7 separate regions of the Mus musculus genome follow, and regions 1, 2, 3, 4, 5 and 6 are each linked to region 7. Evidence: chromatin loops called from intact Hi-C (ENCODE). Cell type or tissue: heart. All regions are shown on one strand. Region 1 overlaps Prkch (protein kinase C, eta). Region 2 overlaps Hif1a (hypoxia inducible factor 1, alpha subunit). Region 3 overlaps Hif1a (hypoxia inducible factor 1, alpha subunit). Region 4 has its middle 5.0 kb from the start of Gm8075. Region 5 overlaps Hif1a (hypoxia inducible factor 1, alpha subunit). Region 6 overlaps Prkch (protein kinase C, eta). Region 7 overlaps Prkch (protein kinase C, eta).

Region 1 (4,000 bases), 71 kb after region 7:
ATAAAGGCATTTTTGTAGCAAAAGGAAATTTTGTGAGAAGAGTGATTTGTCCTCTCCCTGACTCAGAGGATAGGTTTCTAATCAAAGTAAAAAGCTTTTCACAGTTATTAGAACTCAGGACTGTAGGCAAACTCCTGAGAGAAGGTACTGGCAGAACATTTTGTATCCCTGAGGAGGGTGTGGTCAGTCTCATTCATTCATGTCTGCTCTGAATCAGTGCAGTGACTTCTGGGTATTGCTGTAGCAGGCTGATCCTGGGAATCTTAGTAGCTCTTCAAAACATCCACTTATCCTTCACATACAGTACATGCCCATGGCCCTCTCTATCTTCTACCTGTGCCATCAAGAAAGTAGAATTCCTAAGGTCCACAGAGCAAGAAGAAAAGATGGAGGAGGTCCTCGTTTGCTTCTTAACCACCTCCTCAGAGGAACATTTGCAACCTCTCTTGCCATTTGATTGGCCAGATTGGGGCATCCCTAAAGATACCAGTGGCCTAGAGGAATTAGGAGATAGCTGAGCAGTACCACAGTCTCCATCATCAGTTCTTTTGGGCATTCCAGGGTGAAAACGATATTTCTGCATTAATAGGAAAGCTATCGGCCTTCCTGAAGATTTGTCTGGCACAGGTCAGTAGCTTGTGATGCCATGTCTGGGTAGCAGGCAGGAGTAAATACAGTACATCTTACATCCTGCAAGAGCTTGAGGTTATTGGTTTGCAAAAGTCTTGATCTTGTTAAGGGGTGGACCTAGATATACAGCCTGAAGCTTTACATTCTAACCCTGCAGTCTGCTGGGAAAGATTGGAACTCTTTCTGACTTGGGGATTCTTGATCATTATGCTTGTTTTAAAATCAGTCGTACAAATTTCAAGCATATTTACTTATTCAATGCTCCTATGAATTGTGTACTCCCATTTTCATTATACAGATGGAGAAACTGGAGCGCGGAGTGTTTTTTTTTTTTTTTAAATAGCTTGTCCACACAAGTCACACAACAAAAGCATTAGGGCCAAGATAGGACCCAAGCCATTTTATTTCCAGAATCCTTGCTTTTAGCCCAAATGCATAAGGCTTTCCATTTAAAATCAATCCCATTTCCCTAACCTTTGTGGGGTTCTGAGAGCAGTTAAAAGGGTGTAGTCTGGGGTTCACAGGAGCAGGAAATAAGCTGCCAGTCTGCAGGAAGGCCTTAGTCATCCTCAGCCCTGTCATCCTTGCCCCTGTGCAGAACTGTAGATCTGATGGGGAGATGGCTCAATCTGCAATCAAGGGCGGTGCTTCTCGCCTGATTCAGGGAACTGGGGCAGACCCAGGTGACGCAATAGTGACTTCAGTTTCCTCATTGTCCAGAAAAGGAGAGAAAGAGGAAATAGTCTGGGTCACACTGGGTCCCATAAACTCCACTCGAATCCCCTGGGCTAACCTCTGAGCCTTAGGAGTTTACAATCCTCTCCTCCTCCCGGAGGTCTGTCTGTCTTTTGGTAACTCCAAGCCTCCTTCTCACTGACTGGGGCTGGAGCAAAAGCCACAGCTGCAGCGAGAAGCAGGTAGGTGTGTACAGCCACCAGGCAGCTGGTGGTGGCAGCTGCACATTTATAGCCACAAATCCCGTGTGACTTGCCTGCAAGGAGAAGAGCAGGAAACACTGTGTCTGCCACGTGTTGGTTTTCATTGGGTGTGCAGTGACTTCAATATTCCAGGCACACATTTATCCTTCACCATTTCCCAAGGCAGCAGCCAAGACCTTTCCCCTTATTTAGTCTTGGCTATCCGGATTGCTTCATCTGGCAGTGTTGACTTACAGCAAACAGAGGCCGTGATGCCCTGGCTTTGTGGGCACACTGGGTCATATAATTCTTCCTTTCATATCATCTGAAGATAAGAGTCTGATCCAAGTCAGACATTTCAGGAAATGAGCCTGCTCGTCACAGGTTCTCCTGGAAATGAGCCCTGTGGTCACAGGTTCCTCTGGGCTGGGTTGCAGGTTGGCGGGAACAAACCAGAGCACAGCTGTGAACAGAACTCCGTTGTCTTCCTTTCTCCCTGTATTGGATTCAAACCAAAGCTGAGGGTGCCCCTGGGCTTCATCCTATATCCATCCCACCCCTAGTCCTGGTCAGTTGTCTTTCTCTTCTCCTGTCTCCCCCTATCTTCTCCCCCACACTTGGCTTTCAGAGCCAGTTTTCCAATCAAAAATGACTTAAAATCATTTGTGTGCTTATTCTGAAGGTTCCTCTGGAGCTCATAAAAGTCAGCCACCTTTCCCATGTATGTCTGCCTCTGTTATCGCCCTATGGGCTCCTGCCCCAACATAGACTATCTAAGAGAGCCACTTCTCTCAGCCGTGTGAGGTAAGAGGCCCCCAAGTTGAGAGAGCATGCTTAGTGGGGTACACACATATGGGGTGAGCCCACACTCACCCAGTGTTCTTAAGCAGAGGAAATTGTTCCTCAGTTTTAGTGTTCTTGTCAGTGAAGTACAAATGACACAAATGACAGTGGCTGCCTGCCTTGTGTTACTGCCTCAGGGGCAGATGGAAAGCATCTAGTTAGTACAAGGACACTGGATGTGCTCTGTGTTAGCTATTGTTACTACCAGCTGCACTGTGGAGCTTGGAATGTCCATCAGACAGTGGGCAGGACAGACCCCCACATACTTCATGCCCATCTCATACAGATGTTGAGCCAGCACCAACTTAAGAGGATTCAACTCTTCTGCTTGGCCCCAGAGCCTCCTCAGTTGACTAAACCTTCTGGGGAGTTTTGAGTCAAGCCCAGATGCCAAATATGGATGAGTTTTAAGTGTAAAATACAGCTCAATCTAAAACAACCAGGCCAAGAATTGCCCATGGTCTTCCTAATTGGCTTTTCTCTCCAACATGATAGGAATTCTGTCGTCCTTTTAGGTTTAGCTACAAGATTCATTTAGTTCACTTCTGACCAATTAGCATGAGGGCCACACCCATCCTGGGCACTGACTGGGCACATGCAGCATGCTGTGCCACCAGAAGCCAAGATACCCAAGATATTCAGTAACTCCTGCCATGTCCAAGGACCTGAAGCCATGGCAGAGCCTCTACCCTCTTCTCTTTAAAGCAAGCTCTCTGGAGATGTATTGTGGTAAAAAGAGCCTCCACAGGCCTGTAGATTCTTCTGAAAAGACAGCCCTAGATGTCCCCTGCCACATGTCATAGCTCTTCCAGATCCCCACAGTTGTCTGTCTTATGCCACCAAGGCGGTTATTACCTGACAGAGGCTTCATTCTTCCAGTGGCTTGAGCCGCAGCTAGAAGAATTTGGGTGAGACAAAGGGAAGGTTGTGTTAGGACCAAGTGTGGACGTGTTCAAGTGGGTTGCCAGAAGTGAGAATCTTTATAGAGACATTTCAAATTTAGAAACCAGGGACAGTCTAGCAGTCATTTGACCGGACAGTGCCAAAAATACCCTGAATGAGCTCTCAAGGTTTTCCAGCCTTGTGCTCTGCTGGCTAAGAATAAGTGGGTGGCTGTGCTCAATGGGCCTCTCTACCCTTACTGATAACGTCCCTGTCATCCATTGAAATCCCAGTCAGATTTGCTCTTTGTCCACCTCTGGGCAATCTTTATGCCTTATCTCATCTCCACATGCACCCTGTGCTCTCTCGGTCTCAAGATTCTTTTTTAGACACACTCAGATCACTCATTCCCATAGCCATGTACTCACCAGCACCCCTTATCCAGCTGCCTTTCCTATTTCTCATGCTTACCCATGCGCAAAAGGGAAGAAGGAATGGCAGGCTCCCTCAGTAGCAGATGCAAGCAGAGCTGTTGCCAGAAGAGAAAGGACTCCAGGGTGCTTGCCCTTCCTCTATGGCTGCAGTTCTCAACTTGTGGGTCACAACCTCTTTCGGGGGGGGGGTGTCAAACAGCCTTTTGACAGAGGTCACATATAAGATATCCTGAAGATTAGATGTTTACATTACAATTCATAACAGTAGCAAAATTACAATTATGAAGTTGCAAC
Region 2 (4,000 bases), 210 kb after region 7:
AGTTAAACATGAGTATTTTAACACATAAATAGTGTAAATCATCTAGATATTACCATTTTATATGAGACAGGAACTTCTGCAGATATTGGTATCTAGAATGTGGAGGTGGGAGGAGCTTTGGGGAGCATCCTTAGAATACAGAAGGATGACTAATGTGGCGGAGGGGTATGGGGGGTGTGGGGGGTAGAGGGGATGTTGTAGTTAACCCTTTGTAACCTTGGGCACACATCTATAGATTCAGCCAACCAGGAATTGAAACATTGGGAGGAGGGGAGAATAGCATCTCTGAACTCCCACTGTTCGGTGGGAGTAGTTACTATGATTTGGGGGGAAGCCATTAACACAACCAGTACTGATGGACCAGTGATTCTTAACTCTGATAGTTATAGATTCATGAAGGTATTTAAAGGTGATCTAATTATTTTAAAAACTTCTTTATGTGTAAAGCCCTCGCTTCCATCCCCACCAACACACAACATGAGTTACAGAAAATTAGGGGGTGGGGGGAAGCAAAAAAATTATCCTTTTGACTGTCTTTGAATCCTACTCATGTATTATTGTTTTTGTTGAGTGTTTTTATAGTTTATTTTCATCAATTATAGCTCACACTACCTAGTATTTTATAGTATATTTAGTTGCTATAATCAAAAATGTTTTTGTCATTTTTCAAAAATTACTGTTCTATGTTTGTAAAATTTGTTATAAAACCTACTGATGGTTCTCTGCTAGTTTCTATGGCTTAATAATCACCTCTTTAGTTTTATCCTTGTTGAAATTTGATTTGCTAGATTATTTTTGGTTTTAGATTATTACTAAATAATGACATAAAATGTTTCTTGATCTACGGTTATTGAATCACTCAATGAATCTTTTATCCTTGGTATATCATAAGGTATTTTGCTAAGTAAATAGAAAATGTTTATGGTTTTTATAATAATGTGAAAGACACCAAATTTTTTTAGGATTTATTTTTATTTTATGTATATAGGTATTTTGCCTTGTATATGTGTGAGTACCACATGCATGTGTTGCTCATGGAGGCCAGAAGAAGTTATTGGATCCCTTTGAACTAGAGTGTTGGTACTTGAACTCTGGGACTTCTGCAAGGAGCAGCTAGTGATCTTAACCGCTGAGCCATCTCACTAGCCCAAGATACCAAATTTTAATATATTCCACAATCCCCTGAGAAATTCTTTAAAAAGATATCTAGACCTTACCTTTCGGTTTCCAGTACTGGAAGTCTAGTCAGTGATTGATGTTAGGCATATATAACCACTTATTTTTTTCTCGTTTAAATAGTTGATGAGATTAGTTTAAAATAATACAGAAATTTCAAGATCTTAAACTTATATTACTAAGTTTCTAGTCTTTCTAGAAAGATGTAAAAGGTTAGGTTAGTTCTCTTTATTTTTCAGAAAGGGTCTCACTATGTCACCTGGCTGGCTCGACACCTCTTGAACTCAAAGTGATTCTTCTACCTTCACATTGATGTAACTAAAGAAGTATTCTAAAATGTCTCACTCTTCCTTCTTAAGATTTATTTTTGTTATTTTGTGTGTGTGTGTGTGTGTGTATGTGTGTGTGTGTGTGTATGTGTGTGTGTATGTGTATGTGTGTGTCTATATGTAAGTGCAGGGGCCTGAAGCGTCTGATCCCCTGAAGCTAGATTTGAGTATAGGATCAGATCTAGTGTCCTCTGAAAGTACAGCTCTTAACTGCTGAACTATCTTTCTAGCCTCCTTTATTTCTTTTCCTTGGTGGTGGTGGTGGTAGTGGTGATGATGATGGTGATGGTGGTAGAGGAGGAAAATAAACTCAGTCAGGAGTCCTCTTTGTATTTGAGACAGGGTCTCACTGTGAACCCTTGGCTGACCTAGTACTTGCTATGCCTCAAACTCCCAGAGATCCACTTGCCGGCCTTGAGAGTGTGTAATTAAAGGTATACACCATCATCCCCAGCTAAAAGTTCATTTTTAAGTTTATCAATTAGACTTTAGGAGGTACTTTAGATTATAGTCCCAAAACTACAATTTGTACCTATATTAAAATATCAATTTTTTTCTGGCTTTTCCAGTTTGTGGTTTTTCTCTTATTAAATGATATTAGGTTGAGATATTCTAGTCTTATTAACAGATGAAAAGAGCCTATTAATAATAAAAGTACTCTTTTTTTTTTTCAAAGATTTATTTATCTTATATTGTGAGTACACTGTCACTCTCTTCAGATACACAAGAACAGAACATCAGATCCTATTAGAGATGGTTGCTGGGAATTGAACTCTGGAAGAGCAGTCAGTGCTCTTAACCACTGAGCAATCTCTCCAGCCCCAGTAAAAGTACTCTTAATAACAAATATAAAATATTTAATATTGTTTAAGAGTAACCTCTACCCCCTTTTAAAGTGAAAAATTGATATGGAATCGATTTACTGAAAACTAAAAACACTTTTTTGGAAAAGATTGTAGAAAACAAAGTTAATCTAATCATTCTGGGCTAGGTTGAGGAGTTATATTTATAATAAGATTTTTGATTCAGTAGACTAAGGAAATAGCTTAGTGAATAACACGCCTGTGGAGGCATGAGGGCCTCAGTTCAAATCCTAGCATCTACTTTAAAAGCCTCGTATGGCTGCACGTGCCTGCAATCCCAATACTGTGAGGTAGAGATAGGAAGATCTCCCAGTTCAGTAAGAGACCCTGTCTCAGGAGAGTGATAGATGAGAACACCAGTATTATCCTGTGACCTTCTCATGTATGCGCTCAACACACACGCACGGTTGATTGAATAATTTAACATTGTAATTTGTACTTTTTCCTTATCACATTATCTAAGAACAAAATAGTGAACGACTTAAGTATTGTATGTGTGTGTCTTTCAGCATTAAAGAGCTGAGGCAGGATGTCCTAGAGTTTGAAGCCAGCCTGGTCAACACAGCAGGACCTTGTCTCTGAGAAAACAAATCAAAAAGCAGAGTGTGGAAATGATTAAGCCAGGAAACTTCTTATACATTGGCCCTCTTTCACAAACTGTTTCAGTATCTATGCTCTCTCCTTTTGTCTGTAAACCTCCTTTTTGGTGAGATGCTTGGTGGTTAGGAACATCAGATATCCTGTACTAGTTAAAGCATTGTGAGCTGCCTGCCATGGGTACTGACAACCAAACTCAGGTCCTCTGCAAGAGCAATGCTGTCTCTTAACCACTGAGCTATCTTTCTAGGCCTAGTGGTATTTTTTTTTTTAAATCTCCTCAAATGTGCTGTAAAATACAAATCAAAAATTTGGTAAACTCTTTTTGTTTTCCTATGAAAGCTAAAAATCTTAGAAGGGATATTTTTCAGTGTTAGAACAACAGACCCCTTACTTAGAAACCTGTCTCAGGATACACTTCTTTTGAGAGTATGTTTTAATTAATTGTGTTTATTATCTTAAGGAAGTCTGAACTGCTTTGTGTTTAAAAAGAAAGCCTTAGCCTTTTTTCTTTAGTTTTGCTTTATAAAGTAAAGAAGTAAAAATTAGTGCAAACAAAATAAGGAAGATGATATAGCAATCATTTAAATAGTGTGCTGCTTCCCACAGCCACCACTGCACAAAAATTTAAAAGTAGAAAAATGTGCCTGGTGTGACAGTTCATATTTTTAATCCCAGACTTTGGAAACAGGCAGATGGAGCTCTGTGAGTTCAAGGCATGTCTGGACTACATAGCAAGTTCCAAGCCAGCCAGAGATATATAGTAAAACCCTGTCAAAATGTGTGTGTGTGTGTATATAAAGTGTTCATTGTAACCCAGCAGATCTCTGCTCTCTCTCTTACCTCCCTTTCAGAGTATTATATAAATGAAATGAGTTTCAAAACTATTTCATTACAAAGTTCAAATTGAAAATAGTGAGGAAAAGAAAGCAGTTTTAATGTACTTAAAAAATTTCAAACTGTTGGCATTAAGGTACTCTCATATGGCCTCTATTTTTTATTGTAGGATATTAAGAATATACGGATTCATTTATA
Region 3 (4,000 bases), 230 kb after region 7:
CAGTACAGGATGCTTGCCAAAAGAGGTGGATATGTCTGGGTTGAAACTCAAGCAACTGTCATATATAATACGAAGAACTCCCAGCCACAGTGCATTGTGTGTGTGAATTATGTTGTAAGGTAAGCTTGGGAGGAGACACTTTTGTGAGGAAAAGTGGTAACTCTTTGGATTTACTGTGCCTTTATTAAGAAGAGATAAAATTACCTAGCAGGGGTAGCGCACACCTTTAATCGCAGCACTTGGGAGGAGGAGGCAGAGACAGGTAGATCTCCATGAGTTCAAAGCCATCTTGGCCAACAGAATAAGTTTCAGGATAGCCAGAGCTACACAGAGGAACCCTGTCTTGAAAAGAAAAATAAATAAATAAAAACTGAGTTTTGCTTTTACCTTTCTTTTTCTACTGGATTATGATTTATACCCCAACCTACCTTCTGAAGCCAACTGTGTCATTGATCCCACAAAATAATATCATTTATTTATCAGTCTGTGGATCAATTTTCCTAGTTCAGTTTCTTGAGGCCAAAAAGATTCTAATGAAGTTTAAATGACCGCCTTTGTGACAGGCTGTGTCATATGACCCGGGACTTTATTTTATGTTTATGAACTCTATAAGTTATTTTAGTTCAGTTCCTCTTCATTACCGAAACATTCTAATCTGCTTGCCAGGCAGAGCTCTCTACTGTGGTTAGCTCATTTTCTTATGTTCCATGCTCTTTACCCTGCCTCACTGGATAGGCTTTGCTGGCCTGGAACTCACTGTAGATCAGTCCAGCCTTGAATTCACAGCCTACCTACTGTGTGGGATTGCAGGGCTGCCCAGAAGTCTCCAGCACAACTTTCATAGATGCCACCAAACCCAGGTTACCCTACTTTGGCCATTTTTGGGGTCTTAAAACTTTTAGTTTTTGTTGTTTCTTTCAGGGGGAAATTTTTAGTGCTAGGATCAAACTTAATGCCTTACCACTTCTAATTGCAAAGAATCCTCTTAATGCCAAAGAGTTCTTTTGTGATTTTTGCCTTTCTATAAAACTATTTTTCTTGTTTTCCTCATGATTGTTACTTGATCCCAAGTTTTGCTCATTAGCCTTTCTCTGAAACATCCTTTCTTCATTTTATCAGTGATCATAGTATATTGAAATTGTTTGCTTATCTATTTCACACTGAATTATAAACTACTTGAAGACAAGAGTTTATGCTTTTGTCTTTGTACTCTTAGTGCATTTCATTTATTGAATATGTAATATGTTATCTAGAGTACCTTGATGCCAGACATGATGCTGAGTGGTTTTTCATCATTTCTCTTTCTTCTTCCCTATCCTATAAATGACATCACTATATTATTTCCACCAAGAAAATATGATACCCCTCATAAAGACTGTGGCCATTATTGTATCTAAGATTACCCATAGACCATGCCTTGCGTATTAATGCTGAACAGTTATTTTGTGCCTATTTCATTGTAGCATCAGCACAGAAGTCCTTCCTGCTTATGTCCTTCATGCACTTTAACTGCACATGTTCTTGTCACCGCCTCTCTTCTCAATGTTGTTTCAATTTAAATAAGTTGAATAGTTAGTAAATTTTGTTTACATTTTTATCTTCATATTGGTGTTTTAAAACAATAAATATTTCTCAATAGTACAACACTTGCTTAGGGCTCAATCCTCAGCACTGGGGGCGTGGGGGAGAAATGTTGCAAGTATACATGAAAGATTATTCATCTCAGGGGTGTTAAAATGCTTTTACTATATAAATCATATTTTAAGAGACACGGTCATTCCATAGTCCCCCTACTGTCATTGTTTCTAGTGCTCGTTTATAAATACTAATCTCTCCTTTTTTGACAGTGGTATTATTCAGCACGACTTGATTTTCTCCCTTCAACAAACAGAATCTGTGCTCAAACCAGTTGAATCTTCAGATATGAAGATGACTCAGCTGTTCACCAAAGTTGAATCAGAGGATACAAGCTGCCTTTTTGATAAGCTTAAGAAGGAGCCTGATGCTCTCACTCTGCTGGCTCCAGCTGCCGGCGACACCATCATCTCTCTGGATTTTGGCAGCGATGGTCAGTGCTTAGTTACTCTGTCCACCACTCCAGTCCCTGCTCAGCTGCTCCATGCCTCCGCAGCCTCAGCTCTTGGCTCATCCATTCACGTGATGCTCACATGTTTTGTTTTTAATAGTCTCCTCAAAAGTATTGTGTCTAATATTTGTTTCTGAAATATCACAGCCTTCCTGCTTTTATTTTTATGTTTTTTTTGGGAATTGTAGCTCAGAGTATCCTGAAGGTATTTCTTGATGCCGTGTTAATTTCCTCTCAGCCACCTCACTGCACCATTCAGTAGAGTTAAATTGCAGTACATGTAGTTGGGTAAATGTTAAAGGCATTGTACAAAGCAACTGTACCATCAAAGCAAACATGAAAAATGAAAATTGTTACTTCAAATTAAGATATATATAAAAAGGTTGAAGGTATATGTATTACTCCTATCAGTGGTGGACTATAACAGATAACTTACACTTACTTAGTGGTCATTGTATAATATCTATAAACTTTCAAGTAAAGAAACTGATTGAATCACAACTCTTCTAAAAATCAGAAAATCATCTATGAATGTTAAAATCCTGATGTCCTCTTGATTGACAAACGCTTTCCTCTGCAGACACAGAAACTGAAGATCAACAACTTGAAGATGTTCCATTATATAATGATGTAATGTTTCCCTCTTCTAATGAAAAATTAAATATAAACCTGGCAATGTCTCCTTTACCTTCATCGGAAACTCCAAAGCCACTTCGAAGTAGTGCTGATCCTGCACTGAATCAAGAGGTTGCATTAAAATTAGAATCAAGTCCAGAGTCACTGGGACTTTCTTTTACCATGCCCCAGATTCAAGATCAGCCAGCAAGTCCTTCTGATGGAAGCACTAGACAAAGTTCACCTGAGGTTGGTACCATGATCTAAGAAAAGGTTAGGAATAAATGCCTGAAATTGATAGAACTCAAAACTCATCATATCTAGGTTGGACCAGGGCAGAAAGTGTCAAAAACGCTGTTTCCAAATACAGAGCAATTCCATCTCTGAACTTTCTACTATTAAGACTGTACTTAGGAGCAGAACAGCTTAGATCTTAAGTTAGTGAAGCACAAATAAGTATTGATTCTCCATTAAACTGTTAGGGATTAAAGCTGCCAAGTGTAAGTTAAACAGTATGGAATCTCAAAACCAAGGTTGAGAATGTATTCTTTTCTCTGATGCTTTGCCCAGCACAAAAGTGTGTGATTCATTTTGTCACTGATTTTATAAAGTAAATGTAGTGAAAAATGAAGAAAAGTAAAGTTTTATGCTCAGTCTAGCTACCATATTCATTACTGAAATTCTTGAACTCCTAGCACAATAGAGTATCCTCTAAAATATCCAGTAGAATAGGCATTTTAAGATTATGGTGAAAATATCATCTAATTAATTGGATGATTATGTACCATTGTGGGATCTGAATTGTTTGGTGCCGGGCATGGTGGCGCACGCCTTTAATCCCAGCACTCGGGAGGCAGAGGCAGGCGGATTTCTGTGTTCGAGGCCAGCCTGGTCTACAGAGTGAGTTCCAGGACAGCCAGGGCTACACAGAGAAACCCTATCTCCAAAAAAACAAAACAAAACAAAAAAGTTAGAACTGAATTGTTTGGTGAATGTTATTATGTAGAATAAAAAAATCTGGGGTGAGGGTAGACAACATTTGTGGCTGGTCTTATTTTGGTTCTATTTTATTTTATTTTATTTTTGAGACAGGGTTTTGCTATGTCACCCTTTTAGGCCTGGCACTCACTCTGCAGACCAGGCTGGCCTCAAACTTAGAGAGATTCTAATGCCTGTGCTTCTTGAGCGAGTGCTGGGATTAGAGATGTGCACCACCACATCAACTAAACACATTTTTTCATTGTAATTTTTAGTTAGCTAAAACTCTATGTAATATTTGTGTGTCTGAAACTTCTTAAC
Region 4 (4,000 bases), 81 kb after region 7:
AATGGACTCAGTGAGGTAGGTATGTGTGTGTGCACGTACATGGGAAGAGTTGCCAGGAGGAGAGGGAAAGGTAGGTAGGATGATGTAAATATAATGCTTACAGATGCAATTCTCAACACAATTACATTTAAAGGGGAAGCGTTCTCAGAGGTCAGATACACAGCTGTTTGGAATGAAGTCTTGGATGAAGCATTGAAGAAATGGCCCGGAAGTAAAGGGTGGGGAGGAGAGAGTTAAAGTTTTTACCACCCTCCTCAAGATAAGACATGGCCTAAGGGGGCTTCTCTGTTTATCTTGCACCCCATTAAAGCACCAGACCAGGCCCTGTGAGGAGCACCATGTGCTGTGGATAAGCTCTGCAGAGTCACGGGCTCAACAAACCTCCCTTCTGGCTCACTGCCTTCTCAGAGTGTTAGCACCCAGCTGGAATTCCCAGGATGTGCTTCTGGAGATGGCCTTGATTTCAGGGACTGCCAGCAGCAGCTGCCAAGTGCACGCTATGGGCTATAAAGACTGTGAACTTGGGGGCCAGGAGACATGGGTATAAAACCTTACTGGGCATTCACCCTGCACTGTTCCCAACCTTCACCCTCATCAGTTAAGTGGTACAATAGATCGAATGTCTCTTCTACAAAACGCTTGAGACCAACAGTGCTTAATGTCTGGGGAGTAGGGATATTATCACCCACCTGATAAGACTGTGAAGAGAAAAATAGAACGACTTGTAAACCTCTAACTCTCATTACAAATTTCAGTTATTCTTTTAGCATGACTAAGGAATTAATTTTATAAGTAGGGTGTTTTTTAGAAGTTTCATTTCTTTTTTTAAAAAAAAAAAGTGTGTGTGTGTGTATACCATATCTCCCTCGGGTGTAAAAGTCAGAGGGCATCTTTCAGGGATCTGTTGTCTCCTTATACCATGTGGACAACAGTATCGAACTCAGGTCTTCAGGATTGAAAACAAGCACCTTTACCCAATGAGTCTTCTTGACATCTCCCAAAGTAGGGCCTCTTAGCTTAGGATTTCTCTGGCTGAAGATACCAAAAGCATCAATCAAGGACAGGAGAGGGAGGGAGGGAAAGAAGGAGAGGGAGAGAGAGAGGAGAAAGAGAGATGAAAGAGGTCATTTTCCACTTTATAGTAGAGTAGTGTAGAGTCCAAGTAATGTGTCTAAGAGCAGGCCCCTATCTCTTGCTTTATTCCCAGAATCCTCCACTCCCATTAGCTTTTTATTTTGCTAGGAAATAATAATGTACCTAGAACCAGGAACTGTGGTGTAGCCTACTTGTCTAGCATGAACAAAGACCTTGGGTTCGATCCCTAGCACTGTATAAAACTGGCTGTTAAAATGCATGCCTAGAATCCCAGCCCTGCAGGAGTGGAGGCAGGATGGTCAGAAGTTCAAGAGCATCTTTGACCACATAGTCAGCTCAAGGCTAACCTGGGCTACTTGAGACCATGTCTCAAAAACAAAAGCATCTTAGAACTGCTTTTATGAGTCTGTTTTTTTTTTTCAATGTTCATTTTTTATGGGGTAGGGCATCATTGAACGGGAAAAATCTGGCATTTGTCCTTGCTCCCCTGCACATTTCTCACTGTCTTCCATGAGGTTTTCCATTCTAAATGAAAACCACTATCCTACAGAGACAGCATACTCTCTGCACGGAGACACACAGATACCTAGATAAAACACAGGCACTTCCAAACCAGTGCCATAGCTCCGAGAAGGTCAGGTATAGGTCACAGCAGCTTTCTGTGTCAGTCAAGAGTCAAGGCAGAGTAGGAACATAAAAAGCATCTTAGTGACACGTGGGGCTTGCTCCTTTCTCAGCCAACCCTCCTGTTAGGGGAATCTGCGAAAGCCTGTGTTTCCCAGCTGACTTAATGCCACATACCGCTTCCTTATGACTCTTGTGGCCTGCCCAACAACCCCCTGGCCCTGGCTGATGACATGCAGAGGCTCAGAAAGAGATGAACTCCTGCTTCCAAGAGGGATCTAAAGGCATGCTGGGAACATTGTGTCTGGAATCCTGTGCTCAGCTGCTCAGGAATGCTGGTTTGGGCAACTTTCTGGTTTGACTTACAGGAAGGGCCGATGGGGACCAGCAGGAATGTTGTAACAGCTCACATCACCTTGGAAAAATACTCTTCAGTGCAGCCCGGCATTGTAAGTCCAGGAAGCAGCTGCTGATGAATCAGCAGCCTCCTCTTTCTTGTGGCTTCAGGAAGTGTGTCCACCGCCTCACCCATCTCCTCTCCAGGGAGAGTTCCCTGTGCCAGCCACGTACAGGCTTTACTGGAAGGGATGCAGAGAGGACTCCTTGCAGATATTCTAAGTACACAAGGGAGTAGATAAGGGCTGGGGAGGAGGGGCCTCTAGGCCCCAGGCTCTACCTGGGGCTCTTGGAAATATTTTCCAGCTTTTAGTATAGAAAATCATGTGGCTGGTAACTCTCTTGTCTGGAGTTCAAAACAGTAAAAGTAGGTGGAAATCTCCACGGATGGGACGGCAACGTCGGCGCTTGGTTCACTGCGACTCCACCCTGTACCTGCAGAGCCAGAAAGATCTGAGGAGCTTGTAGGTTAATCTCGTGATGAGGCAGCCGTTTGTGCTCCCCTGGAACTGCTGGTCTGCTCTACCTGTCCTGCTGCAGTCTGAACAGGGGACATAAAGACAAAGAGTGCGAGCTGAGGGACTGACTCTGACTTCCTCATAATGCCAACTCCAAAGAAGTCCCTGCAAGCGCTAACTTTGGCCTCGGTTATGGGCCAGAGCCCACGTTTTATATATGTTATGAGGAAACATCTAAGAAGTCCAAGGTCTGAGGAGAGAGATGGAACAAACCTCGGAGGCTTAAAAGTTTTTCAGACTGCTCCCCTCATAGAGTAGGAAGCAAAGAGCCCATGAGGCAAGTGACTTGGCAGGGGTGCATGCGCAGAGACGATGCCGCTGCCTTCCCGAGTCTCCCTCTGATTTCCTGGCTCAGCTCGTGGAGCTTAGGAGAAAGTCGGGATTCTGTCAAGTCCACAGCCTGACTGGGAGAGGGGGTTTCTCAAACCTTAGATGCCAACCCAATTGCTTGGCGGGGTAGGCAAGCACAGATTTGAGGAGACAGAGAACCCCTGAAAAGACGACACCAGTGTCTCCTTAACCAGCTGTTCTCAACCTGTGGATTGTGACCCCTTTGGGGTCGACCGATCCTTTTGCAGGGGTCACCTAAGACCACCAGAAAACACAGATATTATGATTCTTAAGAGTAGCAAAATGACAGATATGAAGTATCAGTAAAGATACTTTTATGGCTGGGGCTCATCACGGCAGGAGGAACTGTATTAAAGGGTCACAGAGTTAGGAAGGTTGAGAACCACTGCCCTTAACCTTTTCCTCTCCCCAGCCTGCCTGTGCTCACTACACATCCTCATCCACTTTTGGTTGTTGAGATGTGGCCCACCCGGCATCCCTCATCAGCCATACCTAGAAACATTAGACATGTAAACTGTCAGACTCCATTCCAACCTACTCAGGTGGTGTCTCCCGACTGGGACCAGCCAATCTGTGTTTGCCTACCCCGCCAAGCAATTGGGTTGGCAGCTAAAGTTTGAGAAACCCCTTCTCCCAGTCAGGCTGTGGACTTGACAGAATCTTGACTTTCTCCTAAGCTCCACTAACTGAGCCAGGAAATCAGAGGGACAAGTCACTTGCCTCATGGGCTCTTTGCTTCCTACTCTATGAGGGGAGCAGTCTAAAAAACATTGTTAAGCCTCCGAGGTTGGTTAGCCCTAGTCTGAAGGCTTCATGTAGCTCAGGCTGCCTAATTGTTCTCCTTGCTGATTATGCTCAACTACACAGGTTGATCTGGGCTGGGCTCCTCCAGATCAGATACTGCCTGAATGTGTGTGTGTGTGTGTGTGTGTGTGTGTGTGTGTGTGTGTGTGTGTGTTCACAGTACTGGTCCATGGCTCAGCTCATTCTCATCTGAAAATACTTAATCAGTTTGG
Region 5 (4,000 bases), 220 kb after region 7:
CCCTGGCTGGCTTAGGACTCCAAGTAGACCAAGTTGTTCTTGAACTCATAGAGGGCTACCTACCTCTGCCTCCCAAATGCTGGGATTAGAGGCATGTACCATTACACTCAGCCATTTTAGAAAATGTCATTGCCTCAAAAAAGAAGTTCTATATCTATCTAATCCACTTTCTCTGAGCATTTCAAATAAGTAAAACATTTGTTTTGAACCAGACTAAGCAATAAAAAAGGAAATCAAGATGTTGTTTCAGAGTCATCTAAATGTAATCTAATTTTTTAGTTATGAGGTTTGACATTAAGATTAAATTAGACGTGAATTGATTTTCCTCTGCTTTATTTCTGTGGCTTTTTTGTTGTTGTTCTGGGTGTCAAAGCCAGGCCTACATGTATGTACTAAGGGAGTCCTCGTCCATTGAGCTACATTCCCAGTCCCTATTCCTGTGACTTTAAATTGTAAACAGGTCTCATATGTAGCTCAGGTCGGCCATCTCCATCCTCCTCCTTCAGCCTCCCTAGTGCTGAGAGTATTGGTATGTACCATCATGGCTGATTTCTGTAACTTCTGATAGAACATTCTGTCTGGCTTTCATACTCAGATGCTATTTACTTACAAAAGGTAAGTTGGCATTTTTAAAGTTCTGTAAACACGTTGCTGCTTATTCAAAATTGAGTTATCACAGTTGGTAAAAGACATGAAGTATTTACACAAGTTCTTTTGAAGGGGACATACTTGTATACTGACAGACATTTATAGGGTACACTTACACCATTTTCTTATTTTCTTTACTTGGACCAAACTCACCAGCACAGATGAATAATTAATCCTGTGAAGTGTGGACTCTCCTCCCACAGTCCAGGGAGTCACTGCCGTCTTACACACACTCTCCCTGGATGGAGCTGTCAGACCTACTGACATGCTGGAGTAGGTGAAGAGGGAGCAAATCATGGTTGTGTTAATGCTGAGAGCCTTGCTTTGATGCTCTCATCCTAACAAATTTCTATGTTTAGCTGTGACTTAAAACTCGGTTTCTTGCTTTCGTTAGGCCCAGTGAGAAAAGGGAAAGAACTAAACACACAGCGGAGCTTTTTTCTCAGAATGAAGTGCACCCTAACAAGCCGGGGGAGGACGATGAACATCAAGTCAGCAACGTGGAAGGTACGCAAGCTGAGCGTGCACTTGATTATAGATAAATAAACCTATACACATACATGCTAGTATCAAGAGCTTTCACTAGGAGTGCTGAAAGTCAGCTGACCCTAGCACTTGGGAAGCAGAAGATCATCTGCTACAGATTTGAAGGCAGCCTTGTCCTCACAGCAAGTTCCAGGCCAGCCAGGGGAACACAAGCCTTACCTCAGAAAACAAAACAAACAAAAGAGTTTTGCTTAGAGTTATGAGGGGAATGGAGAAAGTGCTTAGTAATTAAGAGCACTTGCTTGCCAAGTACCTGGCTTTGGTGCTCAGCACCCATGTGTCAGTTCACTGTCACCTGTAACTCCAGTTCCAGGAAATCATCCAGTATCCTCTCCTGACCTCATCAGGCACCAGGTACACACACAGTGCACACACATACATGCAGATAGAGCACTTACCCACATAAAATAAAAATCAATTTCAAAATAGACTTACGAGGGAAAAGTATAATTATTCCCTTTTGCATATTTGCATTTATATTCAGTATATGTAATCTCCATTAAAGACAGTATAATAATCTGACAGTTTGAGATATATAAACACAAATTATTGGAAATACGATATTTCTTTTTTTTAAAAAAATATATACATACATTTATTTATTTATTTATATGTGAGTACACTGTAGCTGTCTCCAAATGCACCAGTAGAGGGCGTCAGATCTCATTACGGGTGGTTGTGAGCCACCATGTGGTTGCTGGAAATTGAACTCAACGACCTTTGGAAGAGCAGTCGGTGCTCTTACCCACTGAGCCATCTCTCCAGCCCACAATATTTCTATACTAAGCTAACTTATCAGTTGGCTTTGCCAACTAGTATTTAAATCCTAATATAAGTATAATTTTCTATCTCAGTTTCCTTTTTTTGTTCAGTGTTGAACCATAGTCACCAGAGCAAAATCAACTATAATGACCAGATTAGTGAAGAAGGAAAGATAGTCTAGACTTAATACAAGACTTAAATATTTTTCATTGTGTGTGTGTGTGTGTGTGTGTGTGCACGTGTGTGTTTTAGTGTTTTAGTTGGTTGCATGTAAGCATACCATGTGTTTACAGAGGCCAAAAGAAGGCATTTGATCCATATTCTGGATTATAAGTGATCCCTAGTTTCTATTTTATGTGCATGAATGTTTTGCCTCCATGTATATCAGGGCATGCATGCCTGGTGCCTGAAGAAATGAGAAGGTGTCAGATCCTCTGGAAATAGGGTTACAAATGGTTGTAAGCTGCCTTGTGAGTGCTAGGAATCAGATCTAGGTCCTCTGGGAAAAGCAGTCAGTAAGCTTAACCACTGTCTCATCTCTAGCACCCTACCTTCACAATGTTGTGGGGTTGTTTTGTTTTGTTTTGTTTTGTTTTAGAATACCTCATTATCTCATAATGTCTTAACTGCTATGCCATCTTTCCAGCTCCCCTTACCTCTTTCTATTTTAAAAAGGTAACTTTATTTTCTTACTCATATTCAGGTGCTTCACTGCACGGGCCATATTCATGTCTATGATACCAACAGTAACCAACCTCAGTGTGGGTACAAGAAACCACCCATGACGTGCTTGGTGCTGATTTGTGAACCCATTCCTCATCCGTCAAATATTGAAATTCCTTTAGATAGCAAGACATTTCTCAGTCGACACAGCCTCGATATGAAATTTTCTTACTGTGATGAAAGGTAAATGAACTATTTTATATTTTTAAAATTTAGATTTTTTGTAGCCTTTTCATATCACTATAATAAAAACTTAATTGATATGTCCATGAAGCTAAATATGAAGATGCATCCTAGAACCCAAAAATGTAAGATTAGCTTTTATACTATAAATACTGTATTTAGCTATTATACAAAATCTATTAAGATGAAATTCTTGACTACATCTAGTGGCATCCTCCTGTAATCTTAGCTATGAGGAGACTGAGACAGGAGGAGGGTAATTTCCAAGTCAGAGGTGGATCACTTGTCCTACATGCAAAAGGCACTGACTTCTTGCTGTGGTACTGCAAGCAGTGAACACAAAAGTCATGAAGTTCTTTTGTTTGAGGGAATTTTGCTTAAATTCAGAAAGTAAGTTTTAAAGATAAATAGTTTATGTAGAGTAGGCAACAGTTTTGGTCTGTAACCCACATGTTCTTCTTGAGCATCATCAACTCCACCCTTGGTTCCTGTCACCATTTCCCTAATCTGTTACTACTTGTGTGTAATTGTCAACTTGATGTTTCTGCCTACACCATTTTCTTAATAATGAAATAAATACTCCTGTTACTAAACTACTCTACTGCTCCCAGACAGCCTAAGTTACTGCACCTCTTGTGATCCCTAATGTTGTTGACACAGCACTGTTGAAACCTGACTGTAACTTTACTACATACTACACTTAGTAGTAGTTTGTAGTAAATATTATAAATGTACTGTCAGCTGGGCGTGGTGGCGCACGCCTTTAATCTCAGCACTCGGGAGGCAGAGGCAGGTGGATTTCTGAGTTCGAGGCCGGTATGGTCTACAAAGTGAGTTCCAGGACATTCAGGGCTACACAGAGAAACCCTGTCTCGAAAAACCAAAATATAAAATAAAATAAATGCACTGTCTCTCCCATCGTTCTATCTACCTTGTGCTCCTGTCATTAAATTCTTTATTTCATTCCCTTTGGCCTGAATTGTTACCATAAACTCCTAAGCTGCATTTCTACCAACGGATTTGTACCTTTTTACTTGTACGTCCACTGTATCCAAAGGGGGCTTCCCAAGGTGAGGATCAGATTGTGCCCTTCTCTTAGAAATACATCAGTTGCTTCTTGTAGTACTGTAAGTGGGAA
Region 6 (4,000 bases), 60 kb after region 7:
TTACCTTCGCTCAGTCCCCTGCTTCTGTCCTCCACCGTGTACCCTGGTAACTCCTCCCAGGCCTGACTCTTATCCCAGAATCCTTCTGCCCACCAGATGTCCCACCTTCTATTCTACCCTTTCCTATAGACCACAAGCTTGTTGTTTGTTTGTTTTTAATTGACAAGTGATGCAGCCATTCGGTATATAAGAGATTTCCTCTACAATAATCCATAAGATAGGGATAATAACTACAGGTGTTCTAGGGGTTATGGTGTTATGAACTTGAAGCATTTAACTCATTGCCAGGTGTAGTAAACATGCTAGTATGCCTGTATAAAAATGTCTGCCACTCTCTAAGCAATAGCAATGCAGCAACTCTGCTTTCTTTTCTCCATGCTCTCCCCTCCTGCAGCTGCCCTTACCTAAACAAGTATGGACACCTGGCAGGGCTGTCCTTCACCATATATCTGTGAATTGCTAGTCCCAGTCTTGCTAGTAAAACTGGTCCAATGTGAGCAAGCCAGAGTGACTCCCTTCTGGCTCACCCAGTATTCTATAGCAGCATCTGCAGCCAGCGTGAAAGCCTACTCTTTAAGCGCTGGAGCCGGCTTCCCCAGAGACATTCTGAGAGTCCATTCTGTGGCCTCTCCATCCTTCTGCCTCTCATCCTTCTCTGTGGATTGTCATCAGCGTCATCTCAGGCAGACATCTGCCTCTGCCTTGTCCTGTGCAAAACTAACATCAACACCAGGTCACCTTAGTGTCTATCCTCTCTCCTGCCTCCTCGTCTGCAAACTCGCACACACAGCCTGTTCCTCTGTGACCACAGCTCTGGGGTGGAGAGTGGTTTGGGCACAGGTCATTCCACATTGTATGTCCCCATGCTGCTTCACCACCATGAAGGGAAGTGAAATGACAAAGTTGGCAGCCATACTTCCCAACTGGGTCAGACTCTTCTAGGGCCAGAAGCAGAAGGCATGTGCCTGCAGTGTACACACACAGGGCACATTTTGTCAGCCTCTGGGTGGCCTTCAGGCTATGCGACCATAATGAGGTTGGCCATCGCAGCAGAGAGCCAGCCTCTGTTTTGAATCCTGTGTTCTTTCTCTGTCTTCCTTCCCTAGAACTCTCTCTAGAGCCATGAGATGCCTTCGTCCCATTTTGGAGTGGCTCCCTGGAATACTGATAGGAGAGTCTTGTGGCTCGATTTCCTTCCTTTCTGGCCTGGCAGCAAGAGCTGCCAAGTCTGTCTGCCTTTTGTTTAAAGTCTGAAATGAAATGAAAGGAGAAGGTCATTCTGTTTGCCCAACAGCCAGATCCAACTATTAACCAGAAGGCACAGTGTTTTCTGACTCCTGGGAGAAAACCTTATTGTCTAATTGCTCCGTTTATATAACTAGTCTTCTTCCTAAGAAGTCCGGCATTTTGAAAGAGGATGAATAATTCTTGACACTGCTTAGATTTCAAAGTGGATCCTGTTGTCTCGGGACTCGTCATCATACAGGGGAGTTTAAGCTCTGTCGTGTAGAAGAGCTGCACACTCACACCTCCACATACGTGTATGTATTCAGCCTGCTGCCAGTACCCTTCCTGCCCTGTGGGTGTTCTCTCGGGACATGCCTTATCAAACCTGGCCAGCATCATCCAGTACACCTCACTATGGTGCCACCCTCCCTGTGGATTTGTCGATGGCCTGGGAGCCTCCCAGTCTCAGAGCCAGGTGGGCTTCTGGTTCCTTCAGCTTTCCTCTACATCAGCTTTCCTTGGAGGGGGGGGGATGCAGGGTGGGTCTGAGCCACCCACCTGTCTCCTTCCTGCTCTCCCTCTGTAGTGAGACTCACATTTGGGATGCAACCAGGTCTCCTAGGCCCCTCCCTTCCTCTCCCCAGCTTGTCAAGTGCTTTTGTTGGCCCTATGAACCATCTACTTCCTTCGGTAGATGTGCCTGATCAGAGAGTCTCCCGCAGCCACATGCTTTGCCTTCTTGGCAAGCTTTCCCGTTTGGACCTTCGTCAGAGAGGTCAGTGGAGGTAAGGTATATTTTAAGAATGACCTTAGATGTGGACTGTTCACTTGAGTTAACATTTGAGTCCATTAGAGACATGGACAAATTGAGGACATATTCTGCAAAAAGCATTCGGGCTGTCGCAGCAGAGGACCAGGGTTTCCAGTGAAAACTGTTTGCAGGCCAGGATAGCAACCCCTCCAGCCTCCAGCTCTGCCTCCTGCAGAATGTGTGCTGTGACCCATGGTAGACCCAGGACTGATAGCATCTTCTTAACTCTCCAGCTCTGCATGTTTGGAGAGAGTAGTTACATAGGGGCTATGATCCACTCCCCCCCCCCCAAAGTCTTATCCCATAGTGCCACCCCATTACCTCCTCCTTACAGTGGTTCCTGTCTTCACAGTCAGCCCTCTAGAGCTTCTGGCTTCTTTGTGTCTAGTTTCCGTCTCCTGTCCTTAGATTCCACACACACACATACATATACCTTCCCCCCACTCTCTCTCTCTCAGAGCCTTATTGGTATTTGGTAGCCCAGGTTAGCCTCAAACTTGGGACTGTCCTCCTGCCTAGGCCTCCTGAGTGCTAGGAATTATTGGCACGAGTCATCATGCCCAGGTAGAAATTTCTTCTTCCTCTATTCCAGAAGCCATGAAAGTTGACAAGTAATGCCGGCCCCACATGAGACAATAGGGGGTAGCCATATATATAAAATCACCCGGGGATGCCATGGCCACATGGGAATCCCATGTCCATCATTGATCAAACCCAGGCCACTCCTCTGAAGGAGTAAAAACTTAGTGTTGAAGGTATCCCATATCCAAACGTGGCCTTCAGGTAATTCTGCATTTAAATGAATAAGTTAAATGAATTATTTATTATTTCTAAATGATAAATAATTAAAAATTATTTTCTTGCCTGCCTTCCCAGCTTCCACCCTTTACCCCCACATATCACTGAGAGATCTGACCCCAGCCTGCACCCCATGGAAACAGGCTTAGTTGTCTCTGTGTGGGTGCTTTATATCTCAGATACAAAACTGAGCATGTCAATCATCCAGATTTGGCAAGATGTTAAAACCCTTAATTAAACCAAACAATAAACAGAGGTTCTCCAAAGATTCATATGCTTAGTCAGGATCTGGCATGGCAGTGATGTTATGCATGCCAATATGTAAACCATGAACATATTGTGGGAGGGTGACACTAAGGGGGAATTCTTGAAGGCCAAATGAGGAGCATTACATAAACCGCAACCCCAGGCTTTATAATCAATAGCAAAGATGTTAACAAAACTAGAAGCACTTGTTGGGCAGACAGCCTTGCAGAAGTGTTTTCTGTGTAAGGCTGTGTGGCCTGTGTGCAAAGAGATGTGCTTCTAGCAGAGTCTTCTGTCACAGTTCTTGTCATCAGATGTCCATGCATGCCTCCCCTCCTTCACAATCTCCCAGCTTTGTTAAGGTTTGACACAAGTGACTCCATTTTGATTCTGACTTTTTGCATAATCTTAAGGAATACTTGTTTTTGTATTTGTTGCCCTGGCTACTACTGTTGATGCTGCCGTTCATGCTGGAAGACCTGACTCTGGTACTCCCTTGCACAGCTCCATCAGACAGCCTGGGAAGATGCTCTGATCTTAGACTCTACCAGTTCACTTAGCCCTAGACTTGTTTATTCTTTAAAACCTTCTGGCACTTGTTTCCAACTCTCCCTTCCTCTTCATTACAGCACTGTAGTTTCTGAACTTGCCTGTCATTTCAGCTGTCTCAGCCTCTGACCGTGCTCCCCACTCCCATCTGACTGTGCTCCCTTCCCCAATTTCTTACTTATTCATGGTACTGTGGCCACTCTTCCTGCCTCCTCACACACATTGGGTAGGTCAGGCTCACTGTCCACACACTTGCCCTGCCATCTTCATGTGGCAGCTGTCCCGACTATATGTCCTTCTGTTGGTACCCCAGGTGCTCATATGTATCCGAGTGTGTGTACTAACGATGGGACAGGCATGATTGTCTTC
Region 7 (4,000 bases):
GCCATACGATGATAATGTTGCCGTGAACAGGGCGTGCAGTTCTCTTTTCAATCATCTTGCTTCTGACTTCAGACTTCTTGGATATAAACCGAGCTTGTGGAACTGTTGGTTGGATCATACGCATATTCCATTTTAACTTTTGAGGCGTCTCCATTTGGATTTGGGCGGTGGTTGACGGACTCACAGGCCCAGTGTCTGTGCACACGGATGGATGGGCCTTCTTTCCTTCCTGTGTTGCTGGAGCTCAATTCCTTTCATCCTTTTAATAGCAGCTCCAGCAGGGAAAAGCCACCTTGGGGTGGCTTCAGTTTGCATTTCTCTGATGGTTAGTGGCCATCATTTCTCTTAAATGTATCTATTGGCCACTTATACTTCTTGTTTTGAGAAATATCTATTTAGATCTTTTTCTTTGTTTTAGATTTTGGAGTTATTTATTTTCTTATCATCTGAGTTAAGTTGAAATGACCTGAGCTTTCAGCAAAGGGAAAACACTTAATGTACTAATTGAAGTGGGTGTTCTTCCAGATGTGATGGCTCAGACCTGGAGTCTCAGACAGGCTATGAGAGGTAGAGTCCAGGAGTTCCAGATCCACTAGGTCACTTAAAAAAATTCAAAAGTATTGGATATCAGACATTGTCATCAGCACCTAGCATGCATGACTAATGGCATGTTGTCGCTCCATAAGATAGACTCGGTTATTATCTTTGCTTTGTCTGTAGTTCAGAGAAACATGGAAATAATAAAACACTCCCTCACACCCAGCACTTTTAAGAAACCGTAGAACTAGAAGGTTCCAGGAAAGGATACAGTACTTACAAAGATGAGTGGTTTGTATCCATATCAAGTTCTGGCCAAGACAGCAAAGTGGCTCTCCATTCCCTACAAAGGCACCAGCCAGAAATGATGATAAAAATCTCATCAGGACAGTAGCTGAGTGGCGGAGTTGCTGGGTTGGTACACAGTTTTCAAATGCATGTTTTGTTTTGTTGTTTTAAACAACAGAGCTAGTGAGAATAAGGCATTTTTTAGCCAAGGAACACTTGGTTACAAGGGACCCGTGTCACAAATCTAGCACATGCTGTTGTCCTCGGTGCTTTGAAGCTGACTTTGCTTCCGGGTCCTTTCATCTTCATTGGGGCTGTCAGCCTATTGGCATTTATGGCCTGGAATGGAGGCCCACCGCCTTTCTTCCACAGGCTTCCCGCTTGAGTAAGAAGAGCTTTCAGCTGAGGCCAGGCAGAGAAAACTGAGCTTCAGAGAGGCAGATAGGTGGGGTAAGAGGCCAGCCAGAGGGAGAGGCTGGAGGAGGGAGAAAGGAGCAAAGACAGAAAGCAGCCTCCCAGGAAGGGGTTGGGGGAAGCAGCAAAGTCAATATTGGTCAGATGCCCCAGTCTTTGTTCAGAGACCCAGTTTATCTGAGCAGGCCTTCTGCTTCAAAAATACAGGACATCCTGTGTCCAAAACCTAGAAGAGGGCTGTACCGAGGTCCCTCCTCACTCCTTAGGAATTCAACTCTGTTTACCTCTGCTTCTCTAATGGCTGTAGACCACAGAGGCTCCCAGGGACAGGAAGGACAGGACCGGCCCCTTGCTGTAGGTTTCCTCAGAGCCTGGGCTGCTAGACTTCCTGGGTCAGTCCTGAAGATGGAGCTCGAGACAGGCCAGAGGGATCTGCTGCTCCTAGCTGGCGGAGGAGTAGCAGCAAAGCCCAGCCCCAATTGCAGAAGGCGAGATTGTTCAGAATCTGTGCACACAGGCACAGGACGCTCTCAGCAGACGCTAAGGATGTCAGGGAAGTGACTTGGTAACACAAGGGCAAGAGAGCGTTGCTTCCTCTGTATTTTCCTCTCCATTGTTGTCATATTAGTTATTAGTAAAGCAGAATATGTAGAGGTGAGAAAGGGGTTATTATTCCACCCCCCTTTGGGGCAGGTAATAACAAGGGAACCTTGAGTTAAAGTTTGGGCTCTGGCTTTCCTAGCACTTGGTGTCTTTAAGAAGTTCTTTATTTCCTAGTTTGCCTAGTTAGGCATCTCCAGTCCAAAAAGAAAGAAAGAAAGAGAGAGAGAGAGAGAGAGAGAGAGAGAGAGAGAGAGAGAGAGAGAGAGAGAGAGAGAGAGAGAAGAAAGAAAGAGAAAGAGGAAAGGAAAAGGAAAGGAAAGAAAAGAAAAGAAAAGAAAAGAAAAGAAAAGAAAAGAAAAGAAAAGAAAAGAAGAGAAAAGAAAAGACTGCCTTTCTCCCTAGTGAGTAAAGAGCCTCTAGAAGGAGTCCCTTGTGGGGAGGGAGCTGCATACACAGGGCAGGGGCAGATTAGCCACAGCCCACAGTCCACAATTTACTGAGCCAGTCCCAAGTGCATCCTGAGGTGCTACCATCAGCTGGATTGGGAAGGAGGCACACTCAGCTCCCATCATGCCATCATCTCCCTGTGCTCTGATACTCTGCCATCCTGGTCAAGGAGAAGAGACCCCCCAAGGCTACAGGCTAGGAGAGAAGAGGAGAAGACAAAGGAGATGATGGTCTGTCTGCAGAGGCCTCTGCTAGCATCAGTGTGCCTGGTTGATCATTGTTGGAGTCTGAATGTGTCCGTTCTGCAGGATGGGCAGGTGCAGAAGCTGGAAGTTCACTGAAGTGCACTCTGGATGCTTTACTCGTTCTTGCTGCCCCAGAAAGTGCACACTGCTATCTGATAAATACCTGTTGGGCAAAATGTCTTGCAGTACTCCAAACAATCCCAGAAGGTGAAGATGTTTGCATCCTCCTTGGAACAGTTTGCACAGCTGAGCTCCAGAGAGGTTAAACAATCTATCCTGGATCACACAGCAAGGGGCTACCTGAAAGTATGTGGCTTCTTGCCTGGGTTATGCCGTTCTATGCCATGCCTGTTACACTGTAGCAAGCAATCTCCCCTCTGTGCAGTATATACATCTGAAAAGAAAGGGGTTGTTAGAAAGAATTGTTCTTGTGTACCATATGTGTTTTCTGGCCTTTTCTGAAACACCCAAGGATATTTTCCTCTGCTCTCTCTGGAACTAGGTTTCTTCCTTTCCTTGAGCAATGACTACTTCTCATGCCATGTGGTCTGCTTCTGGGTCATTTGTTCTCGTTTGCCTTTGGCTCAGATGGAAATAGAAAACAAACTAGAACATGGCATTGGTGTTCTCCAGCTCTGTTTGCTTCCAACCTGTCAGCATGCTCCATCTTTCTCTCAGGCTGGTAGCTATGGACATAGGTCCACGGGTGAAATTCAGATGTCTGGACCAAGTTGTGTGAGCTTACTTCCTCAACCGACAATCCCTGGGGATGGTGTTCAGAGGACCATCTCCAGGCACAGGATTTGGGTTTCTGATCTCTTGGGCTACTGGGTCACATGGTCTTGATTATGAATGGGGTTGGGTGGGTGGGGGAGTCAGAAGGTGAAACTGTTTCTCTTCCCCCGTGTCTCGATTGGTCCACAGGCTACTAGGTGTGTCTAGAGTTAAAACCGTTGTCCTCGAGGTTGTTTAACTATAATTGGCTTGTTTACAGCTGTCACCACCCCTGACATTCTGGAGGGTAAGCAGCCCCTATACTTTTACATCTGGACAGATGTTTTGTGGCACCGGGTGTCATTTCCTTTGAAGTCCCCAGTCTTCACCAGGGTTAGCCTTAGTCATGTGTGCTCACAGTGACTGGTAGTGTTGGAGCTGGTGATTGCATAGTTACAGGTTGTTCACTACAGTAGGTCAAGTTGCCAATCCTCTGCCCTTTCAAGTTCAAGTACCAAGACTTCTGCTGTTTTAGCTGAAAAGGGGGGAGTCTGGTGAAATCCCTGTCCTTCTTCTTGTTCTAAAGGAAGACTGGCACTCATGAAGTGACAGTGAGAAATTGAACTCATGTACTAAGTTCCGGATCCTGTGGAAGCTCCAATCCATGTGCTGGGCTTTCTGCAGAACTTCAGTCCCCAACCAACTAACACTGTAGTTTTTGCAGTGCCTGCAGGTAGTACCTGGGAGGTTGG

The links. Peaks named below come from ENCODE experiments on the same cell type or tissue, not always from the same donor. Only the 100,000 strongest peaks of a DNase experiment are listed, where the experiment ranks them.
Region 1: it touches region 7 in a loop (2.6-fold over the local background); 9 of 42 quality-filtered maps call a loop at or near these places.
Region 2: a loop joins it to region 7, with 3 times the contacts of the local background. A loop is called at or near these places in 14 of 42 quality-filtered maps.
Region 3: it touches region 7 in a loop (3-fold over the local background); 10 of 42 quality-filtered maps call a loop at or near these places.
Region 4: a loop joins it to region 7, with 2.5 times the contacts of the local background. A loop is called at or near these places in 10 of 42 quality-filtered maps.
Region 5: a loop joins it to region 7, with 4 times the contacts of the local background. A loop is called at or near these places in 14 of 42 quality-filtered maps.
Region 6: a loop joins it to region 7, with 2.7 times the contacts of the local background. A loop is called at or near these places in 11 of 42 quality-filtered maps.

Annotation. Positions count from the first base shown.
Region 1 is chr12:73,778,158-73,782,157 of GRCm38, forward strand. Prkch (protein kinase C, eta) reads left to right here. Exons shown (of 14, transcript NM_008856.4): 14 at 1-28. It overlaps Gm34189 (a long non-coding RNA gene), which reads right to left. Exons shown (of 3, transcript XR_003950198.1): 1 at 3,744-4,000; 2 at 3,246-3,284. Among named protein-coding and RNA genes, the nearest start is that of Gm34189, 2.0 kb to the right of the region's middle. In heart, a CTCF peak has its summit at 1,560; DNase peaks (open chromatin) are centred at 1,324, 1,784 and 3,454; H3K27ac peaks cover 2,928 bases.
Region 2 is chr12:73,920,927-73,924,926 of GRCm38, forward strand. The region is part of intron 1 of Hif1a (hypoxia inducible factor 1, alpha subunit); the gene reads left to right. Among named protein-coding and RNA genes, the nearest start is that of Hif1a, 15 kb to the left of the region's middle. In heart, no CTCF peak of the experiment used is centred here; no DNase peak of the experiment used is centred here.
Region 3 is chr12:73,937,682-73,941,681 of GRCm38, forward strand. It overlaps Hif1a (hypoxia inducible factor 1, alpha subunit), which reads left to right. Exons shown (of 15, transcript NM_010431.2): 8 at 1-119; 9 at 1,848-2,068; 10 at 2,667-2,950. The region is part of intron 1 of Gm15283 (a long non-coding RNA gene); the gene reads right to left. Among named protein-coding and RNA genes, the nearest start is that of Gm15283, 13 kb to the right of the region's middle. In heart, no CTCF peak of the experiment used is centred here; a DNase peak (open chromatin) is centred at 2,060.
Region 4 is chr12:73,788,685-73,792,684 of GRCm38, forward strand. No RefSeq gene overlaps it. Among named protein-coding and RNA genes, the nearest start is that of Gm8075, 5.0 kb to the right of the region's middle. In heart, no CTCF peak of the experiment used is centred here; DNase peaks (open chromatin) are centred at 429 and 2,197; H3K4me3 peaks cover 535 bases; H3K27ac peaks cover 3,607 bases.
Region 5 is chr12:73,929,615-73,933,614 of GRCm38, forward strand. It overlaps Hif1a (hypoxia inducible factor 1, alpha subunit), which reads left to right. Exons shown (of 15, transcript NM_010431.2): 5 at 1,043-1,155; 6 at 2,660-2,862. Among named protein-coding and RNA genes, the nearest start is that of Gm15283, 21 kb to the right of the region's middle. In heart, a CTCF peak has its summit at 1,832 (motif pointing right); no DNase peak of the experiment used is centred here.
Region 6 is chr12:73,767,803-73,771,802 of GRCm38, forward strand. All of the region lies in intron 12 of Prkch (protein kinase C, eta), which reads left to right. Among named protein-coding and RNA genes, the nearest start is that of Gm34189, 12 kb to the right of the region's middle. In heart, no CTCF peak of the experiment used is centred here; DNase peaks (open chromatin) are centred at 1,129 and 1,919; H3K27ac peaks cover 478 bases.
Region 7 is chr12:73,707,446-73,711,445 of GRCm38, forward strand. The region is part of intron 9 of Prkch (protein kinase C, eta); the gene reads left to right. Among named protein-coding and RNA genes, the nearest start is that of Gm34189, 73 kb to the right of the region's middle. In heart, a CTCF peak has its summit at 1,642 (motif pointing right); a DNase peak (open chromatin) is centred at 1,656; H3K27ac peaks cover 1,799 bases.